Linked DNA regions of Mus musculus: region 1 is linked to region 2. A link is a loop called in an ENCODE intact Hi-C map of the cell type or tissue named here. Cell type or tissue: left cerebral cortex. All regions are shown on one strand. Links, peaks and the distances in the headings refer to the core of each region. The heading gives the core; the rest is flanking DNA. Region 1 holds the start of Gm14762 (predicted gene 14762). Region 2 holds the start of Gk (glycerol kinase).

Region 1 (12,820 bases), core at 2,042-4,541, 53 kb before region 2:
TGTCTTGGTTTTAATAGCTGAGTAGTATCCTATTGTATAGCTGTATCACATTTTCTGTATATCTTCTTCTGTCAAGGGACATTTAGGTTCTTTCATGTTTCTGGCCATGATGAATAAAGCCACATAAACATAGCTAAGCAAGTGTTCTTGTGGTAGGTTAAATATCCTTTGGGTATATTCCCAGGAGTGGTATAGCTGGGTCTTGAGGTAGATCGATTCCCACCTTTCTGAGTAACTGACATATTGATTCCCATAATGCCTTGCAAGTTTTCACTTTCCCAGCAATGGAGGAGTGTTTCCCTTGCTCCACATCCTCACCAGTGTATGCTGTCACTTGAATTTTTTATATTAACCATTCTGACAGGTATAACATAGAATCTCAAAGTTGTCTGGATTTATATTTGCATAATAGCTAAGGATGTTGAACATTTAAGTGTTTTTCAGCCCTTTGAGCTTCCTTTATTGAGAATTCCTGTTTAGATCTGTAACCCATTTTAAAATTGGGTTATTTGATTTTTAATATATAGTTTCGTGAGTTCTTATATATTTTGGATATTAGATATCTATCAGATGTGGTGAAAATCTTTTCCCATTCTATAGGCTGCCATTTTGTCCTTTTGATGGTGTCCTTTGCATTACAGAAACTTTTCAGTTTTATGAGGTCCCATTTATTAATTGTTGATCTTAGTGCCTGTGCTGTTGGTGCTCTGCTCAGGATGTTGTCTCTTTGTCAGTGTGTTCAAGGTTGTTCCCCATTTTCTTTTCTACCAGGTTCAGTGTGTCTGATTTTATGTTTAGGTTTTTGATGATCCACTTGGATTTGAGTTTTGTGAAGGGTGATAGATATGGATCTATTTGACTTCTTCTATATGCAGACATCCAGTTTGACCAGCACCATTTTTTAAAGATGCTTTTTTAAGGGGTGTATATTTCTGGCTTCTTTATGAAAAATCAAGTGTCCATTTGTGTATGAATTTATGTCTAGGTCATTAATTTGATTCCATTGATCAACTTCTCTGTTCTTACACAAGTACCATGAAATTTTTATTACTATAGTTCTGTAGTACAACTTGAAATCACAAATGGTGGTACATCCAGTGGTTCTTTTATTGTTCAGGATTATTTTAGCTATCCTAGATTTTGTGTGTGTGTGTGTGTGTGTGTGTGTGTGTGTGCTTTTTCCATATGAAGTTGAGAATTGTGTTTTCAAGGTCTGTAAAAAATTGAGTTGAAATTTTGATAAGGATTGCACTGAATGTATAAAATGCTTTTGGTAAAATGGTAATTTTCACTATGCTAATCCTACTAATTCATGAGCATGAAAGATCTTTCCATCTTGGATATCTTCCTCGATTTCTTTCTTTAAAGACTGAGTTTTTATGGTAGAATTGATTCAATCCCCCTTTTCTGCTTTTCTCCAGTACTAATACTCTTCTGCTAAAGACTTACTTACTGTCCATGTCACGAGTATCAGTGTTTTTTATGTGTGTATATAAATAGGAACATAATTCAAACTTGGAGTCCATAGAGACCAGAAGAGGGCCATGGCTAACTGCTGCTGCCAAGCATACAGGGCAGGATAAAACTTCCCATTACCTGCCCAGGAAAATTTTGCATAGTAAGTGCCAGACTAGTCAGAAATATATAGTAAGTTGCTATTTCAAAAACAATAAGACCCAGAGTATATGAAGGAGTAGCATGCGAGACCCATCCCTAGCTAGAGGGCTACTAATAGTTAATGGCTGCTAGTAGAGGGATGGCCAGTTTTCTTTAAGGGTGGATGAAACACCTGATGGGTTAGCCATGTTCCAATGTATGATCCCATAATCAGGTATATGTGGATTGCACTAATTGGGTTCAATAGATTGTAAAAAAAAAAAAAGACATATTTATTGAGAGATATGGGAGGAGGAGCTATGAAGAGTTAGAGAGAGAGAGAGAGAGAGAGAGAGAGAGAGAGAGAGAGAGAGAAGGAGTGTGAGTACAATAAAACCAAACCCCAAACAAACAAACCAACAAACAACAACAACAGTAAAAGAAAGACAACATATTAGCTAAAAGCATTTGTTGTTCTTCCAGAGCATCTTAGCTCAGTTTGCAGTACCCAAGGCAAGAGGTTCACAACCACGTATAACTCCACAGCTCTAGGAGATCTGATGTTCTCTTCCGGTCTGTGTGGTACCCATACATTCATGACCTTAGCATTCTGTCTAAACTCCACCCCCACAGTTAGCTGGCAACAGTCAGCTTTTGGTAAAATGGCACACTATAAAGAGGGCTGCTTGCTCCCTTCTCTCTCTCTCTCTCTCTCTCTCTCTCTCTCTCTCTCTCTCTCTCTCTCTCTCTCTCCCTCTCCCTCCCCCCCCTCTCTCTCTGAGTGTGTGCCTTAATATGCCAAAGGAGACAGAGTCACAGTGAAACTAACACAAGTTTTGGACCAAATGAATTTAACTGATAACTTCAGAGCTCCCATATTAACTGGTTTACAACCATTATTACCTCAACCCCAAGGTTGGACCAATCCAACATCCTCTTCTGGCCTTTGAAGGTACCCACATACTCATGGTGCACTCACATGCACTCAGGCACATGTGTGTCCGTATGAAATAAAAATAAATGAGGGTAGGGAGTCATGACAGCCAAAAAAATAATAATAATGAATTAAAAAAATAAAGATGCCAGAGGAGATAATTGAATCCCCTGGAGCTGGAGTTACCACATTGGTGCTGGAAATTGAACCTGGGTTCTGTGGCAGAACAGCCAGTGCTCTTAATATCTCAGATATCTCTTTGGACCCTATTTCTTTGTTTTTAGAATAGAATCTTACATTGTAGCCCAGGCTGGAATCTAGAGTTCCCAGTGTAGCCTAGGTTAACTTTAGGTTCGCTTTTGCTGCAATCTTCCTGCGTCAGTGTCCTGAGGGCTGAAGTTATAGGAGTCACCAAGACTGGCTTCACTCCTTCTCCTTTCAATCTTCTCTCCTCAATCTTTTCCCCCTCAATTTCTTTCCCTGTCTCTTCCCTACCTTCCTCTTTCTTTGCTATGTGTGCCAGTGACAGGAGCATGGCAAGGAGTGACACCTCAATTGAGGTCAGAGGACAGCTTGCCAGAGTTAGTTCTCTCCCTCCACCAGGAGGGAACTGTCAGGTCCAAAGGAAACTCAGGACAAAAGGCTAACTGTGGTTGCCTATTAGCATACCAAAGCACATGCTGGCCTCCAGGCTCCCTCAGCATCACAAATACTTGTTTCAGAGTCCATCTGGCTGGTATCCTGGGTCTGCTCAGCTCCTCTCACCCTTCCCCCTCCCCTAAACTTGTAGTTCATGGGCTTCCTTTTCCCCAGCTTCTCATCTCTATATAACCCTGCCATTTTGATCATGTGCCCTCCTTGATCCTCTCTGTCTTGGCCCATTCTTCTAGTTCTCTCTCTCTCTCTCTCTCTCTCTCTCTCTCTCTCTCTCTCTCTCCCTCCCTCTCTCTTTCTCTCTCTCCCTCTCTCCACTTTTTCTCTCCCTCACTTCTGTCATGGCCTGGCTCAGTCTACTATTTAGGTCTACTTTCTCTCCCTGCTGTTGTAGCTCTCAGTAGCTATAATAAGAACCATGCTACCATGTTTGGAGCAGTCATGTCCTCACATTATACATCTGATGCTGAGACCCTCACTGTATGTAGGTACCAGGGATCAAACTCTGAGTATCAAGACTGAAAGCAGATCACTTTATTCACTGAGCAATCTCTTTAGCTCAGTCTTTATGTAACTAGTGAGGTAGGAAAAATTCCTCATTGTTGGCAAAGGATAGAATCAGTCTCATGAATAAGAGACGACTTCTTGCATTTCATCCTCTTGTCATTGGGTAAAGGTAGGAGGCCAGTAGCAGGCTCTCAGCAAATATTGACTTCCTGCTTGATGCACTTCTCCATCTAATATATTTTTCACCATGTTTAAAGCTGAACTATATCAGAAACTGAAAGACAGTCACTAAAATGTTAGGTTCTCAAGGAAATGGATTAAGACAGTGTGAATGTGGTATGAGGAAAAGTCCCAGTCGGAACAGAAGGGGAAATCATGTGTGGCTTTGGGCATGTAAATACAAGGAAAGAAAGCTGAGAAACACATCATTATTGTGTCATTTTTGAGGCAATATAAAGAGCCTCTTTCATGTGCTAGGAACTCCTTATGTAATGTGGGTGTGGGTGTTAGGTTGAGAGGACAATGAAACAGATAGGGAACTCATTCATGACTTTCTCCTCGCAGACTGGTAAGGACCCTTTTGTCATCCTTGCCTTCTTATCTTCCCATTCTACATACCAACAGGGAAGACAGGGAGTGATGCAGTGCATTTGAGACCTCCCTAAATAAAAGCCCAGTACCCATGTGTACTTTTGATGTTATTTAAATACATTACCTGCTGCTGCTGACATACCCGGGGGAAGTTATGTAATCTGGTTGTGAAATACACAACAAAGAGTGGTAGTATCTTTACTGGAAGTTGGTATAAAATGAGTATACACCCCTTTGCCTTTGCCCAAAGTTGAATATCAACTTTCCCACTAGCTTTGGAATTCCAATGAAAGGTCACATTCACAGAAAGATGGGTGTTTTGTGCCAATAAAATCCAAAACAATTATAAAACTCCTAGTCCAACCTGAACAAAGCTATACTTCTGGAACTGATAGGCACTGTTAGTATTACCATTTGGACAGTGCCATGCTTTCTGCCCTTTTTCTTTTTCTTTTTTTTTTTTTCACGGTTTATTTTTCCTGTCTGCTTGCCCTTACTACTGATTAAAGCTAGTTGAACAGTCCTTCAGCAAGGAAGAACATATTGAGACATCACAAATCATTGCTCTGTTTATATTTCTATCATATGTGTTAAATATTTCTGTTATGGGAAAGGCAGTTACTTGTGATCACCTTGTCATGAAGGCTAGTGACGCTCCTTCACATTTATAATGATTTAAAGCTCATTTGCTTTTTGTGGAGGAATCAAAGTTCAGACAGTTCTCTAACTAGAATAGACTTTTAAGTTAATGAAGGACTAGGAACAAACTGTTCTTCCTTAACAGTTTTCTTTTTATTTTATTCGTTATTTTTGCCTTTCTTTGCCAATGTTTTACAGATATGTTTGCTGTTCTTTGGAAACTAGGAGACCCTTATGGAAAATCAGGTAAGGGGTAAGACAATAAATTACTTGGGAAAAGGAAAGCCAGAAACTTAGTTCTGTTACTGAAACTGAAGTTGTATACTGCTCACTGCTCGACTGAAAATCCCAGAGACAGAAGTAAGTTAAAAGAAATAGATTTATTCACAGCTGGTCTTGTGGAAAAGATGGGGGACTTTTCTGTCTCAAAGCTCCATGTTGGCATCTTGGAATGAAACTCAATGGCAGGGCACTTGCCCAGTATTCTCACAACCATGCTTCTGTCCCTACACTGCCAAAACAAAGAAAGTCTCTGTGTAGGACAGAAGAGGGAATAGTTTTGTGGGACACGAAGTGGTTATAAGGAGACAGTGAGGAAAACCAGACCTTACCTGGGATGGGTCTTTCTCTCCAGGGCACCGAGTCTTTCTGCTCTTTTTAAAAATCCTGTCTAATTCAAAGAAAGTGTGGGGAGTGATGATGGGCGATTCCACCACAGGAGACAGCACAAGAGACAGAAAGGGCTCCATTTTCAGGCCAATAGAAGGATTGAATAGTGTGATCCTGTGCCACAGACTGATACTCCCCTTTAAAAAAGAAGTTCTGCTGACTCGATACTTCAGAACACTGGCTGCTCTTCCAAAGAACCTGGGTACAGCTTCCAGTACCCACATAGCAGTACATAACTGTCTATGATTCCAGTCCCTGAAGTCTAATGTCCTTTGCTGGCCTCTGTGGTCACTGGCCAAGCACATGGTAAATAGACATAGATGCGGGCAAAACATTTATACACATAAAATCAAATCAAATTTCAATTTAAAAAATGATCTGATTGGGGCCCAGGATCTGGGCTTCCCATGTCCATCATCTGCCTTATTCACTTCCAAATACATTACTTTTTAAGAAACTTAATTTGTAAGAGCCGAGGGAAGGAAGAAATGTCACAAAGGTCACTCTTAAAAACAAAGGTCACTCTTAAGAGTTTAGAATGGCAGCTAGAGCTGGTGGCTCAAGAAGGTTATCATAGGAGGCAGGAGCAGGAGTTTCAGGCCAGCCTGGGTTACAAACTAAGACCTTGTCTTGGTTGCCACACAACAAAGCACCAAGAGCCATCCTAAACAAAGAGAGTCCCCTTCTGTGATGCTAAAGACTAACTGAAAAGGAAGAAGCAAGCAGAGCATGAGCTGAGCGCTCATCCCTGTCTCTGGTGGATACTATGGGACTAGCTGTTTCAAATTCCTACTGCCATGCCTTCCCCACCAGGACATATTGTAGCCTCAAACTGTGAGCCCAAATAGACCCCTGCACTCTTAAAGGGGGGTATTAATTTTAATTGATTAATTAATTCAAATTTTTATTATTTTGAGACACAGCCTCGCTTTGTAGCCCAGGCTGACATAGTAATCACTATGTAACCCACACTGCCTTCAACTTTGCAGCAATCCTGTCTAAGCTTTCTAAGTCTAGGGGCTGTAGATGGAAGCTGCCACGTCCAGTCAAAGAATATTTGCCGATGTAATCAATAGTTCTTACGTTACTTCCCCCCCCCCTTGGCTGTCCATTGGAGATAAGTCAACACAGTGCTATCATGCTGTTTAAGCCATCTTCTTCAAGTGATCCCCACCCCTACCTCACCACCACCACCACCACCACCACCACTGCTGATGCATCTTAGAAGAAAGCCAGGACTAGATGAGGACTCTGGGGAATGGACAATATTTTTGTAGCACTGGAAACACTTATACAATACTTAATAAAAACAAGAAATGCACACAAGACACAGAGTGAATAGACATTTCTTGTCTGCAAACTAGTAACGAGTTCTCACAGATAGAGGAAATCCAGCCTTTAGCTACTATCATACATAGAGCCTTACTTGTAGCAGGTGTCCTATGTAGATATTTCCTTAGCCTTGGAAAGATGGTCTCCATAGATATCATCTTGCTCAATACTGTATCTTGCTTTTCTTTCATACATCCTGTGCCATTCATTCTTTTCATCTACGGGGAAATGCCTCTGCCATTTATATATTTCTGATTTATTTATTTACTTATTTATGTTTTATTTTAATGTATTACTTTATTTGACTTTTGTTACTTAGTAGTATGTGTATGATGTTTGTGCATACATGTATACAATTATACATGTGCCTGTGTATGAGTGCATGTGTGCATGTGCCATGACACTCATGTGGAACTCAGTGAACAACCTGGGGTGTGAGTCACCACATTCTAGGAGCAAGGACTTGTCCTCCTGGTCTTTTCCTCAGGAGCTCTGGGATTGCAGACATACGTTTACCGTGTCCAGCTTTTATTATTATTATTATTATTATTGGATATTTTCTTCATTTGCATTTCAAATGTTATCCCTGTTCCTGGTTTCCCCTCTAAAAAACATCCTCCTCCCATCCTCTCCCCCCTGCCCCTTGCTCACCAACCCACCCACTCCTGCTTCCTGGCCCTGGCATTCCCCTCCACTGGGGCATGTCCACCTTTAAATGGACTCTGGAGATTCCGATTCTGGTCCTCAAACTTGCATGTCAAATGCTTTACCCACTGAGCTATCACCCCAGTGGTCCCCACAGCCTTGCTACATTTTTTTGAAAAATACAGAGACAGGGTCTCACATTGTAGTCTAGAAGGCCTAGAGTTTACCATGCAGTTAAGGATGCTTCAAAGTTGTGTTAACTCCACTTCACATGCCCCTTTGCAGGTATTAGAATTACAGACATGAGCCACCACATCTGGCTATGGGCCCTTTAGACATGCTTCTTTGCCAGCTTACCAGGGTGAGCTCTGGTAATAGAATGGGCTGGAAAGGCATCACAGGATGAGAGCAGCCACAACAGTTTCACAGGGATTTTAGTCTTATGAGTAATTTCTAGGAAATTACAGAAAGTTGTTTCGCAAAGAGCATAATTTTGGCCTGGAGATGTAAGTAAGTGGTACATTGCTTTCCTAGCATAGGTGCAATAGCAACCCTGAAGCAAACAACAAAAACAAGCACATTTTTAACAAATTAAGAATCAATCTCTAGCTCCTTCATTGGGAACCCTATGCCCAGTCCAATGGTTGGCTGAGAGCATCCACCTCTGTATTTGTCAGGCACTGGCAGAGCCTAGAGAAAGGAGTGAAGGAGCTGAAGGGGCTTGCAGCCCCATAGGAGGAACAACAATATGAACTAACCAATACCCCCAGAGCTCCCTTGAACTAAACCACCAGCCAAAGAGTACACATGGTGGAACTCATGGCTCCATCTGCATATGTAGCAGAGGATGGCCTTGTTGGTCATCAATGGGAGGAGAGACCCTTGGTCCTGGGAAGGCTCTATGCCCCAGTGTAAGGGAATTCCAGGACAGGGAAGCAGGAGTGGGTGGGTTGGTGAGTAGGGGGAGGGGGGTGGGATGGGGGGTTTTGGAGGGGAAACCAGGAAGGGATAACATTTGGAATATAAATAAAGTAAATGTCTAATAAAAAAAAAGAATTGATCTCCCTTCCTTCCTTCCTTCCTTCCTTCCTTCCTTCCTTCCTCCCTCCCTCCCTCCCTCCCTCCCTCCCTCCTTCCTTCCTTCCCTCCATCCATCCATAATTCCCTCTCTCCCTCCTTTCTTATCTACCTCCCTCCCTCCTCACCTCTTTCTTTCTCTGTGTTTCTTTATTGTAGTGGGGATTGAGCCTAGGAATTTGGAGAATAACCTTGAACTCCTGACCCTCCTACCTCAATCTTCTGAGTGTTAGAATTTCAAGTATGTCCTAACACATTCCTGGTTTACACAGTGCTAAGGATTGAACTTGTGGATTCATGTATTCTAGACAAACAAGCAGCTCAGCTAGAACCCAACTCTCTATTTTTGAGATACGAAGTATTAATCCTTGTGATGTAGAACTACTTTGGTGCTACAATATTCTTAGAGAACTTAGTCCCCAACTTTCACAGAAACTGTTTGAATCTTTCCACCCTGTCCTTTAGCTCTCGATATGTTGCTTGCAGTACATTACCACGAGATTTTTTTTTTTTTTCTGGAAGCATAATGCCTCTTTTGGTTTCAATTTCAGCTGCATTCCTTCAATCAAACTCTGTCAAACAGCAAGAGACATTTTTGACTGCTTGCCTTGCCATTCTCTTGCCTTTACAGCTCAGAATCTACCCCAACACTGCTGCTGCAGGATCAGACCTGCCATAGGAAGAGAGTTGCAAGCTGTTCAAGACTCTGGTGTAGAAAAAAATGAAAAGAAGATTCTCTCTCTCTCTCTCTCTCTCTCTCTCTCTCTCTCTCTCTCTCTCTCTCTCTGAGATAAGTTCCCATTACGAAGGCCTATCTGGGTTAGAACTCACTATGTAAAGCAGGTTGGCCTTGACTTTCGATATACTCCTAGTCAGCTTCCCAATTAGGCCTGAATCACTAGAAATAGCAAATATTAATGCTTTTTATACATGTGTAAATGCACAGCCTTATGGAGTCTAATGTGATATTTTGATACCCATGTGAATTATGTAATGATCCAATAGCATATCCAGTTGCATATGGAAGCTTATGTTCGTTACTCTAGCACTCAGGAGGCTGACCCATGAGGATTGTTTTGAGTTCTAGGTCAGCCTAGGTTACAGAAGGAGGCCCTGTCTTTAAAACCTAAACAAGGGAGCAGATAAGTTTACTCATTTGGTAAATACACAGGTCAGCAAGCCTGATGGACCATATTTTCTCCCTGGGATCAACATGGTGGGGAAAATTGACAACTAGAGGCTGACCTCTGATCTTCCCATGTGCACCATGGTGCTCATGAGTGTATACAAAGACACGCGCACACACACACACACACACACACACACACACACCACACACACACACGAAAAGGGTAAAGCAATTAAATAATTAGGTATCTGCTTGCTTCCTGGGCTCAGAGTAGGTACAAAGTGAACACAACAGGCTTGCCTTCAAACTGTACTGTGTACTTTCGAGATGAGCCTTTGACATCATATTTGACTTCTGCAGATAAATCAGCAATCTCCACTCTTAGGTTTGCACCTCACTAGTCACAGAAGCAGCTCTTATCCTTCGATTCCATGGTAGCAGAGTAATGACCTTCCCCAAACGTCCGGATTTGAATCCCCAGAAACTATGAATACATAGTCTTCCATGGCAACAGAAAATTAAGGTTTCAAATTTCATAAAGGCTAGTAATCAGTTGAGCGACAATGGGGATATTATCCTAACTTACTTTTGCTGGTCTCGATGCAATTACAAATGTACTGGAAAGTAGACAAGAGTGTCAGAAGAGCAGGCGGTGAGAAATAACAGGCAGACTGATGACAACTCCAGGAATGCAGGTAACCTCTGAAGCTGAAAAAGACAAGAAAACAACTCTCCCACGGATCTCCCACACAAGAATGTAATCCTACTAGCACCTTGATTTTAGCCCAGTGAGAGTCATTTGGAACTGCTAAACATAGAATTGTAAGATTATAAGTTTGTGTGTATTTGACAACCAAGTTTATGTTGTTATTGTCTTTCACAGGAGTTACGGGAAACTAAACACGTCCCATATAACCAAGTGACATTTATGTTGTAATTTCACTGAATTTTAATAAATTGATTATTTTATAATACATACAAGACAAAAGGTGATTTCCTGTTCTTTTTTTCCTACTATGATTGCGGAGGCAATGATTTTACTAGTCATACTTCTCCTGGTCTTTTTAATGAAAAAAATCTAATTTGCAACCTAGTTTTCATTTGAGATTTCATGAACCTCTTTTCGGGTTATTTCATATGACTGTAACTTATGTGAAAGTTGAAATATAAGACTGTCATGGTGGTACATATCTACAATCTCAATACTCAGGAGATGAAGGCAAAAGGATTGTTACATCTTTAAGGAGAGTTTAGGCTCATAGTAAGCCTGAGGACAGAGTCAGACATGTAGGAAGACATTGTCTCAGGAAACAAAAGCAAACAAATGAAAAACAGACCATGTTGACATATGCATAATCCAGTGATTGGAAGACAAGAAAATATAGGGTTCAAGGCCAGTCTAGGCAGTATAATGAATTTGTGGCCAGCTTAGAGTACATAAGATTCTCCCTCCAAACAGGGAAGGCAGACATGGCATTGTACATTTATATTCACAGCAATTGAGAGGCTAAGGCAAGAGGATCGTTGTAAATTTAAGGGCAACCTGAGTTACATAGTGAGTTCTAGACCAAACTCAACCAGACACACGTGAGACAATGAAAAAACAAGAGGTCAGGGGTGAAGCTAAGTTGTTAGAGAACATGTACATAAACTCATAAAGTCCTGCGGTTCTCCAGCACTTCATAAGCCAGGAGTGGTGGTGAACATGTGTAATCCCAGCAACAACATGGTAGTACACAATGGTAATCTGTCACTTTAGAAGTGAAGGCAGAAGAATCAGGTGTTTAAGTTCATTCTTAGTGTCTTTTACACACATGGCCTTTTAAAAATCAGCCTGGGCTACATAAGACCCTGTCTTAAAGCCGGGCGTGGTGGCGCACGCCTTTAATCCCAGCATTTGGGAGGCAGAGGCAAGCAGATTTCTGAGTTCCAGGACAGCCTGATCTACAGAGTGAGTTCCAGGACAGCCAGGGCTACACAGAGAAACCCTGTCTTGAAACAAACAAACAAACAAACAAACAAACAAAACACAAAAAAGACCCTATCTCAAAAATAAATAAATAAATAAATAAATAAATAAATAAATAAAGGTAAAGAATATTTTGTTGTTTTGGTTTTTCCCAAAGGAAGGTCTGACATAACCCAAGCTGACTATGTAGTATAGTACCTCTCTATGTAGTCAAGGTCAACCTTAAACTTCTGATCCTCATGACTCCACCTTCAAAATCCTGGAGTCAGAGCTGAAAGACATAAAGCCTGGTTCATGCAGTGCCTGGAATCAAACTCAGAACTTTGTGCACACTACTTGAGCATTCAGCCACCTAAGCTACGTCTCCAGCACAAAATATTTATTTTTTAGTCTTCTATTTGTTAATTCTTTGGGAAATTCATGATACAATTCACATCCATCTTCTCTGAGATTCACTTATACTTCCACACCCGATCCCAACTTCCTGTCTATTTTTATTATAATAACTCATCAACTTCCATTTATACTGCCCATACAGATATCCCATTTGTGGCTGTATACCTCATGACTGGTTATTCTCTACACTGTAACCAGTTAACTGCTATCCAAAGAAACTTCTCTGATGAAATCTGAGAACTTCACTAATTAACTACAATAACTGTACAATAACTGTACATCTCAGCATAGCTTCATTAATGAAATTTATAATTCTGGAATTATAATGACAGTGCTCCAAGGATGATGCATTAAGATCACAAATTTGAGGCCAGCTTGTGTTTTTCTTTCTCTCTCCTTTTTAAAATTTTGTAAGACAAGGTGTCATTTAGCTAAAGCCTTAGCAGGCTAGAAACTGCTTCACAATCCTACTCAGCTAACAAAGTACACAACCATGCCCGACTAAGTATCCTTTTATTCCTAAAAATAGAGCTTTGTAAAATATTTTTCTCATAGATGTTAACTATAGACACTCAATATATGTTAAGCTCTGTATTGATATGTTTAGTATCTCCAAGACTAGCTTGGCTGGTATATAATTAATAAAATACAACCGTGATAAACTCGGTAATAATATTTTGAA
Region 2 (17,064 bases), core at 7,558-10,057:
AGACCTAACACTGCAGAGAAAGAGGCACTAACTCATAAAAAAGGGCTGACATTTTAAAAATAATTTTATGTGTATAGATGTTTTGCCTGTGTGTATGTCTGGGTAACAGATGTGTACAATGTGGATGTCATCTAGAAGAGGGCCTCGGGTCTCCTGGAACTGGAGTTACAGATAATATGTAGGTGCTGGGGACTAAAACTGGGTCTTCTGGAACAATAGTCAGTGCTCTCAAATGTTGAGCTATCTCCCCAGCCTCTTAAATATTTTTTATTTAGTGTGCTCATATATGCATGTGATGGGTGGCACTATGCACATGGAGATCAGAGGACAGGAGATCACTGGTTCCAGGGATTGAATGCACGTGCAAGGTTGATGGACTATGACCTAACCCACTGTGCCATTTCCCTAGTCCAGAAGACTTTCTAAAATCTCACAGTTTGTTTTTTTTTTAACACTTTTGTCAAACTACTCTCATAGAATGGTCACAAAGGGTGGCCCATATAACTCGCACCAGTCTCACCAGGAAACTTTCTGGCAATGCAGATTCTCAGGCTTTACCTAGGAAATATGGTAGTAGTGCTTGTTTTCTCCCCCCCTCCCCCCACCGTGTGTGTTGATAAGGGAACCATGGGTTTTAAGTATGCTAAGGAAATGCTTAGCACCAATGAAACACATACCCAGTTGATTTTTTTTTTTTTGAGATAGGGTTTCTCTGTGTAGCCCTGCTGTCCCTAGAAGTCTTTCTGTAAACCAGACTGCCTTGAACTCAGAGAGATCTGATTGTCTTTGGTTCCTGAGTTGGTTCCTGAGTGCTGAGGCTTGTGCCACCACTGCCTGGCAGCAATCTGAATTTATAACAAATCCTCTAGGCTGCTCTGCTATAAGAAAAGTTTGATAATCACTGCTTATCTTAGTTTGAGTCAAGGTAAACTTGAAGTAATAAAACTGATGCTATAAAGAATTTACTAAGAAACTTGCTTAGGAAATATTAAGTTACACAAAGTACAATTTAGATAGAGGAAAGCTGACTCCAATATGCCTGGGAGATAAGTAGTATACTAACCAGGACTGTTAGAAATTAAAGGCAAGACAATTTTGTACCATCATTGAAGTTTAAGGTTGCCGAGAAAGCGTGTTGACTGTTCACCAAGTTTGACCTCCAATTAGGCTCTGTTCCCACAGTAAATGGAGACAACTCTGACACACAAATTTGTGGTTGTGTTTTGGGGTTGCCAGCTGTGATTCCGCATCCTCTGCTTCCTCCCTCCCAAGTCCAGAAGCCACTGCACACTGACACGCGAGGATGATACAGAGGTCATAATGAGTGGGGTCCTACAGGGTCCTGGTTTGGCTGGGTGTGAGTGCTGGGGTCGAGGGGGGAGAGGGAAAAGGCTTTCTCTTAGGATCTTAGTGTTACAGCTTTTTAAGGCAAAGGTCTTCTCTGAGGATCTTCAGTGAAACAGCTCTCTGAGACAATGTGAGCTTGCGCATATACTTTTATTGGGGTGGGCTCATATGCATACACTTTATTTAGGGTGAACCAAGGGTATGTATGGACCTTGGAGAGTGCAAAGGAGTTTTCAGGGTAAATGCAAATCATTGGCTAGAATTTAAAAGTCCTAGAAATGCTTCCTTTGCATGGAGAGGCTATCACTTGATGGGCGGGCTCTTATGGGAGAGAGGGGAAAAGAGGGAGTTGAACTTGTAGGTCTGCCAAGGACTACTCCACCTGCTAACTACACTCAAGTAGAGAGTGTAGGGGTTCAGGGCCCCAGACAAAGTCAGAAAGGGGAAATCCTGGCGGGTAAAAAGAGTCCTCATTTTGCTCTGAGCTCAGAGAGCTATCTAGACAATGGGGGACTGTGACCTTAATTAGGGAGGTGTAATACAAATTGGCCATTAGGCCCATTCTCAAATCAAAGACCATGCCTCTAAGGGGCAGTGCAGGGTCAAAGCCATCATTACATCATAGTCTGCCATTAATTCCCCTGTGCTCTTATGAGGAAAAGCATAATTCTGCAGGTGGGCAAGATGAACCCAGGAAACAAGTATTCAAAAAGAACTAGTGCACTTCAAAATAATTCAGGCAATATCTGTGCTGTGTAAGTCTCCCATCTACACAAGTAGTCAGACTTGCAGTCTCCTATCTCTGTATAAATTGTTCAAAATGTAGCAACTTGGGGCTGGGCCCTAAAGGTCTTGGGATGACAGCATATGTGAAATGTATAGGTTTAAAGCCTATATAAAATTTTGGTAAAATTTTGTTTGAGGCTGGTTCCCTTTTGTGCACTAGCCAAAACCAGTAGCACACTACTGTTAATGAGCCTTTTCCTTTATTAATCTCTATACAGGCAGGAATTATTAATTTTATCACTAGCTAGGCTTTCTGTTGTGGTGATAAAACACCACGCTCCAAAAGCAACTTGGGGAGGAAAGGGTTTATGTGACTTATACTTCCACACCACAGTCCATCATCAAAGGGAGTCAATGCTAAAACCTGGAGGCAGGAGCTTATCAGAGGCCATGGTCTAGTGTTACTGTCTTACTCTTCACGGCTTCTTCAGTATGCTTCCTTATAGTATGAGGAACATCAGCCCAGGGATCATCTCAAACACAGTGAGCTGAACCCTTCCACATTAAGAAAATGCCCCTCAGACTTGTCTACAGGCTAATCTCATGTAGACATTTGTGTAAATGCAATTCCCTCTTCCCAGATAGGTTGAGGTTTGTGTCAAGTTCACAAAAACGCTGCTAGGGCACTGTTACAGTCTCACTATGTTAGGATTGCATCGTTGGAAAGTGATGCACAATAAGTAGCCAGGTTCTTTTGTACTGGATAGTAAATCAACTTCCCCCACCTCACATGCTCGGAAACTGCTTTACTACTGAGCTACACTCCCATAAAAGTAACTTTTATTTGCCTGATGTAATTATCATCTAGGAAGTTTATTGCCTCCCTTGGCTAACCTAGGCCAAGTCTTGGAAGCTTCTAGCCTCCCTACAATCTAATCTAGACCTAGAATGTTTTCAGCCTCATTGCTGACTAAGCTCACCCCTTCCTTGTTCTGAGCTCTAGCTGGCTGATTCAACTCAGCTGTTCTGGCTCAAACTCCTCTTCAAGCAGACTGATTTAATTTGGCTTCTCCCATCCTCTCTTGAATTGCTCTGCTTGGCCCCAATCTAACTCTAGAAATCTGTTCCGATCCTTTAGTTCTTTCTCATTTATCTGGCTTGTTCTATCTTCACCTGTGTCTAGCCTGTTCTCATTCTCTCTCTCTCTCTCTCTCTCTCTCTCTCTCTCTCTCTCTCTCTCTCTCTCTCTCTCTCTTTCAGCCTGTCGCTCTATAACTCTCCCAGGTAAAACGGCCTCCTCCCTCTCTGGGCTGCTCTACTCTATGGTATATTCTCTGTGAACTCTACTGTATCCTGTACTGTACTCTCTCCTTCCTGTACTGTCTGTCTCTCCCTTAAGTAGCTTCCCTTTCCTCTCTCTTGAGAGTTGGGCATATCCTATTCTACCAAATCTTTCTCTGATTTGTTACTTTTTCTGCCACTCAGGTAGACATCACTTTCAAATATGGGTGCTTCTTTCTGCAAACTAACTTTACCTTCATTATTTGGGATTAAAGGTGAGAACTAAGAGTATGTCTGTATTCTAGCCAGAGGAATTAAAGGTATATACTAAGGGCTGAGCCACACCTTAATTAGAAACAGGTTCAAATGCCCTGCAACTTTTCCCTCCACTCTTTTTACATTTTATTTTGAAACAGGGTCTCACTGAATTGCCCAGGCTGGCCTTGAACTCATTCTTTAACCTAGGCAGGTATTAATCTTATGGCTGTTTTTCCTTTAGCTTTCCAAATAGCTGTAATTGAGGAATGCAACACATGGCTACGTTCACATTTAGATTACTAGCATGCATAAGAATAGATTCTCTAAGTTGCAAAGAGGCTAAAAATCGAGTATGTTTAAATTCCTTATCTGTTTCTCTATCTGGTGCCACCTTCTACAAACTTTTGATAGATCTGCTCAATTCACCCAAAATCCATAAAGTGATATTTGCCTGTGCTTTTCAATAAATAAACATTTCTAACACTGACTTTCCACCTTATGTTTTTATTATTCTTCTCAACCCATATACATTAATAAAACACAGGAGGTATTAAGAAAATGTTAACTTTCCAAATAGATTAGGTTGAACTTTTTTTTCCTTTTAAACAAGGTCTCCGCTGTAGCCATGCTGGCCTCTAACTCTTGGCAATCCTCCTGTCTCAGTCTCCTTACAGCTGGACTTATAGGTGTAAGACACTATATCCAACGAATAACTGCTAGTTATTAGGCAAACATGAGAAGAACAAGGAGGGTTACCAGAGTATTCTCTAGGGAAAAACAGGTTTTCTGTTTATGCCACATCTGCATAAGTAAATTAACAACAGGAAAAATTAGAGAAGGAATAACAGAACCAACAGAAGACTCTCTAGCCAGGATTGACACTGGCTTCCTGCTCTACCCGTCAGAAATCATAACAGGAAGGGCCCGAGGTGGTGGCATACACCTGTAATCCCAACACTAGGAAATGGAGTAGAAGGATCTATCTTAAACCCCCTTGGCAAAATAGAGATGGAGGAGCTGTTGGGCTGGGTTACCTAAGACCTGGTGAAAGAAAAAGGAAGGGAGAGAGAGAGAGGAAGGAAAGGGAAATGATGCCAGTGTATGTGTCCTTCAGATGACTCAGACTCCTTAAACTATTTGCACGAAGCACTTCCCTCCTAGCCTTCACACCTGGATTTCCTTGGGACAAGCCAATTTGACAATATAAATACATGAATTTTGCCTTTCCTGCATAGCTGTACTGCTCATACCGTGCTTCCAGAGACATTACATTAGTAACTCATTCACGTCACTATAAATGACATTTTCCCTATTTTGCAAGTGAGCAAAAAGAAACCGTGGGTTACTTGAGGTCATGAAGATTAAGTGTTGAATGTCAGGGCCAAGACACTAAGGGTTTCTTCTGCTGCTCTGCCTGTGATATGTATTAGTGGTCGGGGATGATCAAGGATGATTGATCAAGGATGACATACTATCTCTATCAGCTTTTCCATTTTCCTCATTTTTTCTTCTCCATTTTCCTTTCTAATTCCCTTCAGCTTCCATTCCTTTAGGCTGTTATGAAGGACACTAGATTTCATGCCAGAATGAAATTCTAGTCTTGGATGTGACATTGGAGGGTGGCTGGTCTCAAATATGTAGATTATTTGTTCTCTCTGGGACTCAGTTGTCCTAGTGTTTCTTTTAACAACTTTGGACAATATAAAAACATAGTACCTATTATTCAGTTTTACATTTATACAGAATTTTTGGACCGAAGCTGTGGCTTGAAGGGATGGGAAAGGGGAAAGAAAAACAGAATAATTCTTTCCGCTGCTTTCCTTTTAAGACAAAGTCTTATATAGCCCAGTCTGGTATCACTTCCCTATATAGCTGAGGATGACCTTGAATTCCTGAGCATTCTGCCTCTACCTAGAATCTCAGGCATGCAAGTCTGACCAGATAAAAGGGAGACAATAAATCTGTGAGAGTTTAGGGTGAATATTTAGGGTAGGGAATTAAGATAGGCTGAGCTAGACTTCTCCATTTAGGACATCTTTCTGGGTTGCTGTTGTTGTTTGTTTGTTTTAGAGGACATTTGAGGTAGGAGTGGCTTGGGAACATTAAAATAATATTGTGGCTCTTCACATTTGTTCTGGTGACAGCAGTGAAGCTCTAAGATACACAATGTTATAAGAAGCACAGTAAAAATGAATTTAAGGCTCTTTCATGATCCTCTACTTTCATTTCATTGGGAACAACGGAATTCTGATCCCTACTGTGCTGTTAAACAAATAATCTGCTGTCCCGTTGGAATCTGAGCCGCAACTGTGCTAAAGTTCAGATGTGGTTAGGATTTTTTTTTTTTAATGCTTCAACATAGTAAGGTCTGTGGCTCTGTTCTTACTGACTTCTAGAACTATGAGAATCCTTTTCCATATAATCTACTCAATTAATGCCTATCACAAATTTGACAGAGAAGTTGGCCTAGTGTCTTAATATTTGTCTATCCTGTCTGGCTGCTTCTTAGTCTATTCCAGGAAATTAAAAAAAAAATACTGACTTATTTGAAAGCTTGTCAATTGTCAGCAAGTGGAGCATTTCTCTAAGCAGTCCTCATCAGGAACACCAGGACAGGAAATTGTGCTTTCATAGCAAGCATGGGAAAACTACATAAACATACACAAAGTATATAAATAAATATGTATGAGTGAGGTGCTATAGAGCAAAGGGAATTCATGACAACTGTGGGGTGCTACAAAATAGTATGAGATTTGGGAAATGGATGGAAAGACATTGGGAATAGTATCAATTCTAAAGATGATAGAAAGCATGGTAGCTTACAAAACCAATATCTGAGCTTGCTTGATTTCTTTCTTTCTTTCTTTCTTTCTTTCTTTCTTTCTTTCTTCCTTCCTTCCTTCCTTTCTTTCTCTCTTTCTCTCTTTTCTTTCTTTCTTTCTTTCTTTCTTTCTTTCTTTCTTTCTTTCTTTCTTTCTTTCTTTCGTTTTTTGGTGGTGGTAAGGTAGCCAAGGTGGTAAGGTAGCCAAGGATGGCCTTGAACTCCTTTTTGATCCTTCTCCATAGTGGGTTATAGACTTGCATTAAATCACCTAGCTCAGTTAATTTTTTTATCCAATCAAGGTGTTATAAAAAATGGTATCCCATAGAATGAAATACATAGAATGCATGGCATAGATAAAAAATGCTTTTAGAAAATATTTAAAAATGTACACGTGTATACAGCATATAATTATTACACAAAAAATTTGCAAGTGCAATGAGCAGCCCACAAACACCAGCCCCAGGCTGTTTTGAAAACTATTTCTCACTGCGGGTCCAGTCCAAAGTTTGAAAGCCTTTTAGAACGCACGCCTCCAAAGGATCTAGGCAAGGTAAATTCAAGGTCAAATGAGAATCCCAATTCGCTCCCAACCTAGTCCACAGTGGTTAATAAAGCGAGCGGAAATGGCGCATAGGGGAGGGCATACTCAGTGAAGCCAAGCGAAAAAAGCAAGGGCGCTTCAGGACTGGGAGGTGCCGGGTATTTCCTTCATGGTTGGTCAACCTGAGGTTCTTGGAGACAATGGTTTGACACGTTTTCCTTACATGATAAGCCGAAATAACTTCCGCATTCTTTCTCCCTGGCCTACAAATGTGAGGGGTTCGCTTAGATCCCTTCGTCAGCTGGTCGCACCCCGAATTGATGCCAGTAGAAGAGCTTATTGTTATTAACAGCGGCTCAGCAGGCGGGGCGTGGGAAGAGCGGGGACGAAAGGACTGGATCGTCCACCAGGCGACTCAGGTCGCACTCTGCACAGCCTACCAGAGAGGGAAGAGGCAGCTCTGCACTTCGGGTTGCTCCAGCAGGCTTAAGTCTCGGGGTTCGGTGCAAGCCTCAGGGCCGGGTACAGGGAGTGTTCTGTGAGGCCCCGCCCTCCACTAAGCCCGAGTTTGGCTAAAGGCAGACGCTCCGCCCGTCCCCGACCACGTGACCCACCGCGCGGACCAGAGCCCCCGCCGTGCGTTGACCCCGCCCCCGTGACGTCTCACAACCCTCAGACTGGCCTGCTCCTGGGTCTCTTTCTGTAGTCGCTCATTGGCCCGCCCGGAAGACAGCGCCCCCCCATTTGCCACGCCTCCCAAGGCCTAGGAGAATGCAGGTCGGGGCGGGGCCTGAGCTGGAGGGGCGGGGCGACGCGGCCGGGCGGGAGTAAAGGGGCTGCCTAGGAGCCGCGCGAGCCTTCAGCAGAAGCGCGCTGCTTTGCCCTCCGCTGTCCCTGCTCCGCCCTCCGCAGCCCTCCACAGTCACCCCGGAGACCAGCCGTGTTAAGCTCTCTGCTCTGAAGCTGACTGACTTCCATGGCAGCCGCGAAGAAAGCAGTTCTGGGGCCATTGGTGGGAGCAGTGGACCAGGGTACCAGCTCGACACGTTTTTTGGTGAGCCCTGGGGTGACATCTTCTCAGCCCACTGAACTGGGACACTAGCCGGAGGACGAAAAGGCGGGGTGTTGCGTCCTCAGTCCGCGCGCCTCTTGTTCTCCTGGGCCCTAGCTGCTGGGGCGAGGAAAGGAGGCCAAAAGGGGGACCTACCATGCTGGGATTGTCCTGTTCTGGGGGTGGATCTTGGCCTCCTAGGATACCCCCGCAGCAGAGTTGAGCATTCTCAGCCTTGGTGGTGGAGCCAGGTCGCATACCAATAGGGAGATTCCCCAAAGAGAGTGAGTACTCTTGGAGCATCCAAGCAGAGCAACCCCGATGCAGTAAAGGACAGGTGGTCACATTGACACTGCTGCGATCTTCCCTATGAGTGTTTGGCCTGCTGGGCACAGGATGTCCTTGGATGGAGGGAAAGCTGTGTCACGGCTGTGGTCACCCAACATAGCGTCCGTTCAAGCGGTAGAACGAATAAAGTATTAGCATGCTGATGCTTTGTCATCCTCTGCCACAGAAGCTGCAGAGGCTAGACTACTGAGGGGGTGGTGGAACATATTGGAAACGGATTGCAATTCTCAGTAATCTTTATTTCATTTCAAGAGCTTAATCAGTTCAGTTCTGACACTTTGACCATTATCATCAGATATTGTCCACTCCACTCTACTGTTTAATGTGACAGGGCAATTCTAGTTAGTATGCACGATGAGAATTACCATAACGAGGTGCTGTTTAAATGTCTCTTGGCTGCTTCGTTTTGCAGTGAAGTTTAGCTCTTCTTCTTTTCGTTTTTTTTTTTTTTTTTTTTTTGAGACGGGGATCTGCCTATTTACTCCAGAGAAGCCTGAACTCCTGATCCTCCTGCCTCAGCCAGGCAAGTGCTTCCCAGGCATGAGCCACTGCTTGCTCACAGCTAGGAAACTTGCTCTTGAAGTGAGCTAGCATTCAGTTCAGTGAGATCATTTGAAAGTAATTTAAGTGAATAGAAAGCTGCTAAAAGCCCATGCTTCACTGAGCATTTGACTAACCTGGAAAGTTGATGTAAATACTTAGTGATTAATTACCTCCCTCTTTATTTCTTTATCAACCATGAATTTTCTTCAATGATTTATTTACCTGTACCCTTAGGGGTTGATATCCTTGCCGGTAGCATGGGAGGCAGGCAGTCTATCACTAAACTATACCCCCAACTCTTCCTGTATTATTTGGTAAATGTGCACACATACACCTGTGCACATGAGCACGCACAGCTGTGTGTGTTCTTCGACTAGCACTTGGCTAAACAGTGCATTGTGTTGTGATCAGAAGGTTTTTTCTTTCTTTTTCTTTTTCTTTTTTTTTTTTTTTTTTTTTTTTGTAATTGAGAAACTTTCAGTCCACTTTCAATTTAAATATTCCTTAGTGACAACCCTGGTTTGAGTTTCTCAATCATTGTTTCACATCTGCATTTTACACTTTTTAATAGCAAAAGGTAGGATTCATTTTGTCTTACATTCATATAAAAGTTTATAAAGTAATCCTGGATCATAAATAACTCTGCTTGGCTGGATTTGTTTAATATATCTGTAACAATAATATAGCTACACAATTATTATCATTTTTCTGAGCCTATTAAACATTAATAAGTGGGATTACTTTAATGTATTTATTTTATGTGAGTGGGAATTTTGTCTACACATGTGTCTATAAGCCATGTGTGTGCCTACTTCCTGAGGAGGCCAGAAGAGGGTGTCCAATCTCCTGGAATTTGAATTATAGACAGTTGTGAGCTACCCTGTGAATGTTGGCAACCAAATGAAGGTCTTTTGGAGGAGCACCTAGTGCTTTCAGATGCTAAGCCATCCCTCCATGAGCTGAATATTTTAACACAGTATCTTGCTACATAGCTCAGGCTGTTCATGACTCACTAGTAGCACAGGGTGGTCTCAAACTTGTAGTATTTTTGCCTCAGCCCCATAAGTACTACAATTATGAACACAAGCCACCACAATCAGCCATATTGGTTGAATTTTGAAGTCATATTTGAGATTTGTCACACTAAGGGCTGGAGAGATGGTTCAGTGGATGGATAAAGGTGCTTGCTGCCAATCTTTTTACTTGTTTGTTTGTTTGTTTGTTTGAGACAGGGTTTCTGTGTGTAGCCCTGGCTGTCCTGGAACTCACTTTGTAGACCAGGCTGGCCTTGAACTCAGAAATTCACCTGCCTCTGCCTCCCGAGTGCTGGGATTAAAGGCGTGCGCCACCACGACCAACAATCTTAATGATCTGATCTTGGTCCTTGGGACCTACATGGTGGAATGAGAGAAACAACTCTCTCAAGTTTTCCTCCAACATCCACATGTGTGCTGTGGTGTGCACACACACCACAAAAAAGTTAATAATACAATTAATTTTAAAAATCCTCACTCTAATGACTACAGGGGCCAGGCAGGGCACAAACACACTGGCAATAGTGTCTCAGGCCAGATCTTCCATTTATTCTAATAAAAGATGGTACTTTAGAGTCCTTGGCTAAACTTTCCTACTTTTTTATTATTCTCTTTCCAGATCATAAGTTAACAACTATTAACTCAAAGCGTTGGGGAAAGACAAGCAAAGCACGATAATTGTTTCCAATTTGTATAGCATTACCTTCTATGGATGTGAGTAAAATAGTTTAGAACTTTAAAGGTTTCCTTCTTAGGAGCCAGCGTGGTGAGCTTGCTTTCATTTGGGTTCTTCCTAGTGCTACCTTTGTAGTCCAGGCAGTCTTTCTTGTTTCTGGCTCTTCATATTTTGTTTCCTAAAGGTATTTTTTACAATAATAGAGAAAAAATTTATCAAGTTCATAATGCTATAATTATTATATATATATTTTTTAGTTTGTAACCTGAAGAGAAAACTAAATGGCAAATAATTACAAATAAATGTTGGTGGATAACACTGTGTATTCCTTAAGAAACGACTAAGAAGTCTGTGCTTCAAAGGCCAAGTGGGTCATTGGGAAAACTTGGGAATGGTTTAGCAAGGTAGTGTTTCCTTTGGTTGTAAACCACTCCCTGGGGAGTGCAGAGAGTGGATTTGCTGACTAAGTATTTCAGTCACAAGGTGATTCCCAGGAGTGGTTCCTGTGTTACTGTTGCATGTTGTAACGATGACTCAAAATTGATTGCTCCCCTTCTCAGGAAAGGGTGCAGTGTGTAGGAACTGTTAGAGGAAGGAAGCTCACAAAGGCGAAGACTTACGCAATCTAATTAGTCTTCACTTAATTTGCATGTTTGAATTATTGGAGGCCAATGACCTCATTAAGTTTTCTTCTCTTTTCTATTAGTAAAACTCTATTAGTAGTAAAAAAAAAATTCTCCTCTTTCATCTAAGGTGACTTGCCTCCTCTTAACACTATGTTGCCTATCTGTTTCTTATGGTTCTATTCTACCTATAAATGGTAGTTCAACAGCTCTGTCTTTATAGTTTACCACACACCCTTACTCAGCTTTTCCCTCTTCCTGTAAAACTTATTTATTTTTATTTTTGTGGTGCTGAAGGTCAAATGTGGGGTCTCACACACATACTAAGTAAGTGCTCTTTGTTTTTGTAGTAGACCCTCCACTTTATTCCTGTTTTTCTTTACAAGTATGGGTGTTTTGCTTGCATTCTTATATGTGTACCACATGTGTGCAGTACTCCAGGAAGCCAGAAGAATCTATCTGATCCCCTGGAACCAGAGTTACACGTGGTTGTAACCTACCTTCCGGAAGAGCAAATGCTCTGAACCACTGAACCATCTCTCTAGCCCCTAGACCTTTCATTTTGACCATGTTTCTTTCTCTCAAATTTATTTATTACATTTTTATCTAGTTATTTACTTTATGTTAGTATGTGTGCACAAACACACACTCAGTATGGCACTTGTGTGGACGTCAGAGGACAGCTTGTGAGAACCACTTTTTTGTTTGTTTTAGATTTTTTTTTTCTTCCAAGACAGAGTTATCTGTATAGCCCTAACCTGGAACTCTCTCTATAAACCAGACTGTCCTTGAATTCAGAGATCCACCGTCCTCTGCTTCCTGTCGCCGAGTGCTAAGATTGAAGGTGTGCACCACAACCACCTGGCTTGAGAGACTCCTCTTTCTTTCAGCCTTTTAGGTCTGGTTGATTGAACTCAGATCATCCGGTTTGGTGGAACACACATTTCCCCACTGAGCCATTTCCACCACCCCCATGTTTATTTCTCAACTTGTCACAGAATTAAGTTTTGGGAGCTGGTGCAAATGTTTCATACTAGAGGAAAATCCCCAACTTGTCTGATAGGAAAGTGAACCTATGCTGGCACACGGCTACACAGGTTGCAGAGTAGGAACTTCTTGGAAAGAGAATTAGTGTAACAGGTTTTAAGGAGGGGCAATTTCTCTCTGAGAAAGAAGTTTCAGCTGAAGCAGGCAAACTTCCTTCTTTACTTTGGTAACTTAATTTTTTTCCCTATTAAGTCAAATGTTTACAAAAAGCTTTGGAGAATGCTGTGACTTGCAATATGTCAAGGATGCAGTCAACTGTCATTTGATGAGGTGTAGTGTTCAAGGACATGCCTTTACCTGGGTGATGAGATTGTGACTAAGGATTTGAGGATTGGGTCCAAGGTCACATGCAATGTAATAACTGGTGGAACAAGAATTCAAGTCCAAGTCTTTTATACTCTGAGGCAGATTATACTACTGCTTAGAGAATGGTGAAGAGGGGAGAGCTTGAGGGAGGACCCAGCCAGTCACATGTCACCTCTGATTATAGGATTAGAGCCATACATGAATGACTCTCCACCAAGAAACTTATTCTTACTAATTGGTTTCACAAGATAGGAAAAAATACTGTTTTGAATAAGTCCTGTAGCTTATGATCATTTTGTGACTCAGGTTCAGTGGGTCCTGGGCAGGGCTCAGGTGTGTCATCGTGGATAATGGTTGTGTAATCATTTTGTTCCAACTGCCAGTGTTTGTGAAGAATGACAAGAATTGTCGTTCCATGCTTACTTTGGCAAGAAACAGTGCCTTGGCCCCAGTTGTCTCATTACACTTCGAAACCTCAAAAGGCTTCTAGACAGGTTTCCCTTCCTTTTTTTTTCTTCTTTCTTCTTTTCTTTTTTCTTATATTTTGGTTGTGAGCCTAGCCTTTAACGGCTGAGCCATCTCTCCAGCCCTCTTTTTTCTTTTTCCTTTCCCTTTCTTTTTTCCTTCCTTCCTTTCTTCCTTCCTTCTTTCCTTCTTTTCTTCCTTCCTTCCCTGATTCTTTCTCCTTTCTTATTCAATACCTACGTTTTATTTTTATTTGTTTTTTGGTTGGTTGGTTGGTTGTTTTGAGACAGTCCTTCCACTGGAGGTTTGCCTGGAACTCAGTGTCACCTAGGCTGTCCTCAAGCACATGACTATCTTCCTGCTTCACCTTTTTAAGTGTTTAAGTGCAGTGACTCCAGGAATGAACCACCCTGCCCAGCTTTTAGGAGCTTTCAGTTTTGTACTTCCCTAAAGGCATGCAATAGTTACTTACTCTATGAGCAAGCTCATGCGTCAACATGAGCATCTTGGGACTGAGATGTGTTGACTGAATGAAAAACTTGGGAAGTGTAAAATTTGGCTAGTAGCTTTTAGATGCCAGCATGCCTTGAAATAAAACATTTTGTGGTACTTGGGACCCAGCACGGGGACTCGTAAATGCTAGACAGGAGCTAGACAGGAAAGCTGCATGCCTCGCTTTATAAACTTCTTGTTTCAGGTGAACTTATGCAGCCCAGGCTGGCCTTAAACTCAGTGTGCAGCTACAGATGACTCCTGATCCACCCGTCACCGTGTCTCACATGCTGGGCTTGCAGATGTGGGCCACTACACCTAGCCTACCATTTCATTAAACATTTTTATTAAATATAGTGTGTATGTATGTGCGTGCATGTGTCCCTCTGTGTGTACTTGCAAAGACCTGCGCCTCCAGGAGCTCATTCTGCTATTTAACAACGTAGGTCTTGAAGATTGAACTTAGGTTGTCAGGCTTGACAGGAGGCACCTTTGCCCTTGAAGCATCAGACCAGCAAACTTTCGCATTAAAAAAAAATGATGTAGGGAAATTTTAGGACCGCTGCTCGCTCTCGTCAACTTGGCTTGCTCAGTCCCTGCTTGCTCCGGCCCAAAGATTTATTTATTATTATACATAAGTACACTGTAGCTAACTTCAGATGCACCAGAAGAAGACATCAGATCTCATTACAGATGGTTGTGAGCCACCATGTGGTTGCTGGGATTTGAACTCAGGACCTTTGGAAGAGCAGTCGGTGCTCTTATCCGCTGAGCCATCTCGCCAGCCCATGTATGAGTGTTTTGCCTGCACTGTGTGCGTGTGTGCTACATGGATGGCTGATGCAGTCAGAGGACAAAAGAGGGCATCAGATCTCCTGGAACTGGAGGTACACATAGTTGCAATGTGGTTACTGGGACTTGAATCTGGTTCCTCCCGAAGAACAATTGAGGCTGTTTATCCAATCCCTGTTCTTTTTCTTTAAGATTATAATTTACTTTTGTATGCATGCATCTGTATATATGTGTCTGTGTGAGTCCTATAGAGGCCAGAAGCGGGTGTCAGATCACTTGGAACTGAAGTTATCCCATGTGAATACTGGGATTCCCAACTCCGGTGCTTATGATTCAGCACCAAGTGCTCTTAACTACTGAGGCATTTCTCTAGGCCCTGATTTCATTCAAAATATTTTTAAATTACATTTTACTTGGTAAAGGTGTATATCCATATATGTGCGTGCACACATGTGCTTGTGTGTGTGTGTGTGTGTGTGTGTGTGTGTGTTGGTAAAGGTGTATATCCATATATGTGCGTGCACACATGTGCTTGTGTGTGTGTATGTGTGTTCAATCATGTAAGTGCTAGGACTTGAACTCAGGTCCTCTGGCTTGATAACAAATGCCTGTATCTGATGCTCTTCTCACTGGTCCCTGCAATCTCATGTTAGGAAATAGTGTGATAATGGATGTCTGTAATCTCACCAAGGCAAAAGGATTGCAAATGGGAGGCCAGCTTGGACTATGCAGCACGATCTTGTCTTAAAAAAAAAAAAGGAAAAGAAAAGAAAAATAAAAATATAATTTCTGTGTTATCTTCTGTGGCATTAAGTCATTAATCCTTTTAAGGTCAGTTTTGCAATGTAATACATTTGTGGCTAGTATTTTTATTTTGGGGCATCCAAGTTTGTGTAAAATGGTTTTCTTTCTCCAATTTTGTTTTTTTATTTTTAAAAAGGATTTATTTATTTTATGTATGTGAGTACACTGTAGCTGTCTTCAGACACCAGAAGAAGGCATCAGATCTCACTACAGATGGTTGTGAGCCACCATGTGGTTGCTGGGAGTTGAACTCAGCACTTCTGGAAGAATGATCAGTGCTCTTAACCACTGAGCCATTTCTCTAACCCTTGTTTTTGATTTGTGACATTGGGTCTAATGTGGTGCAGGCTGGCCTCAAACTGACCGTGTAGCTGAAAATGCCTTTGAACTGCTAATCTTCCTGCCTCCAAACCCAAATAGTGGGATTATAGTCATGTGCTGCCACACCCCGCCTACATTCTTGAATAATGTCTTATCACATAGTAAATTTTACTGTACCATAAAAGAGTAGGATGTGGAAGGATTGTGTGGGTAGAAAAAGGAATATGCATGTTTATGGTGCTGTAGTTAAATTAATCACAGGATGACAGAGGCAAACTCTACAGGACACTTAGGGAAGTGAACATGTCCTCTTTCTATGATTCTTTTACAAGTCAGGGGATGTATACATCAAAATGTTTCAGCAGATTATTGTAAAACTTTTAAAATAACAATTTTGATTCTGCAGTTCGTACTATCTCTGAAATTGAATAGTAATTTAGTTGTAGAGGTGAAATAGAGATCTGGTGACATTTTAAAGTTTTGTTTTTATGTTTGTTTATTTGTTTTGAGGCAGAATTGCACGTAGCCCAAACCTTTGAATTTGCTAAATAGCCAAGGCTGGTTTTGAACTCCAGTTCTTCTTGCCTCTTACTTCCCAAGTGTTAGGATTCCAAGCCCAGCTCAGATCTTGTGCCATCTAATTCTACTGCTATCACTTCTAGGTAATGCAGTAATGACAGCAAAGAGGAAGAAGGAGGAGGGAAGAACAACAACTGGATATATACTATATCTGCACCATGCCAGAGTCACTTTTATTTTTATGTACTTGAGGACTCCCTGCAGTTTAGGCTAGACTTGAACTTATTCTATAGCTGATGGTGATCTCCCATTCAGATCCTCCTGACTTTATTGCCTGCATGCAGACTTTATAGGTGTGTACTGCTATTCCTGGTTCATTGCGTGGGACATCAAAGTCGGGACTTTGTGCATTCTTAGCAAACTTTCTATCACCTGTGCTGTATCTCCAGCCCATATATTAACTTTTTTCTTGCTCTCTTTTTTACCTTTACTTAATTTTTTTTATGTTTATGGGTATATGGCCTGCATGTATGTGGTGTCCAAGGAGACAAGAAGAGGACAACAAATCTTCTAGAACTGGAGTTATGCTTGTGAGCCACCATATGGGTATTGGAAGAGCATCAGTGTTCTTAACTGTTGAGCTATCTCTCCAGTCCCCATCCCCTTATTATTTTGATACTTGGAATCTAAATCAGGACCCAAGCAAATGTTTTCCTACTGTGTTATACCCGTAGCCTCCACAGACAAAATCTGGAATTGAGACAAGATGCCTAGAAGTAAATGATTTCTCTGTTATTTTGGGACAGAATCTTGTTTAGCTCAGTAGAGCCTCAGATACAAAATGACCTTGAACTCCTAATCCTTCTTCCTCCACTTCCCAAATTCTGGGATTATAGACACAAGCCACCATGTCTGACTGGTTCACTTTTGGTTTTTATTTATTGACACAAAGTCTCAGTCTCAGGCTGGCCTAGAACTCAATATGTAACCCAGCCTGGACTCAAATTCACAAGAGTCCTGCTCTAGCCTCCCAGTGCTGGGATTATGAATATGATTCTCCATATCT

The links. Hi-C counts contacts between places; a loop is a spot of excess contacts. Peaks named below come from ENCODE experiments on the same cell type or tissue, not always from the same donor. Only the 100,000 strongest peaks of a DNase experiment are listed, where the experiment ranks them.
Region 1: it touches region 2 in a loop (1.9-fold over the local background); 2 of 42 quality-filtered maps call a loop at or near these places.

The regions. Positions count from the first base shown.
Region 1 is chrX:85,819,589-85,832,408 of GRCm38, reverse strand. It overlaps Gm14762 (predicted gene 14762), which reads right to left and starts at 5,748. Exons shown (of 2, transcript NR_152196.1): 1 at 5,533-5,748. It also overlaps a transcript of 5430427O19Rik not described here. In left cerebral cortex, for the core only: no CTCF peak of the experiment used is centred there; a DNase peak (open chromatin) is centred at 3,198.
Region 2 is chrX:85,767,393-85,784,456 of GRCm38, reverse strand. It overlaps Gk (glycerol kinase), which reads left to right and starts at 7,638. Exons shown (of 21, transcript NM_001294140.1): 1 at 7,638-8,031. The coding sequence starts at 7,954. It also overlaps the pseudogene Gm14766 and a transcript of 5430427O19Rik not described here. In left cerebral cortex, for the core only: no CTCF peak of the experiment used is centred there; DNase peaks (open chromatin) are centred at 7,632, 8,244 and 8,520; H3K4me3 peaks cover 1,682 bases; H3K27ac peaks cover 730 bases.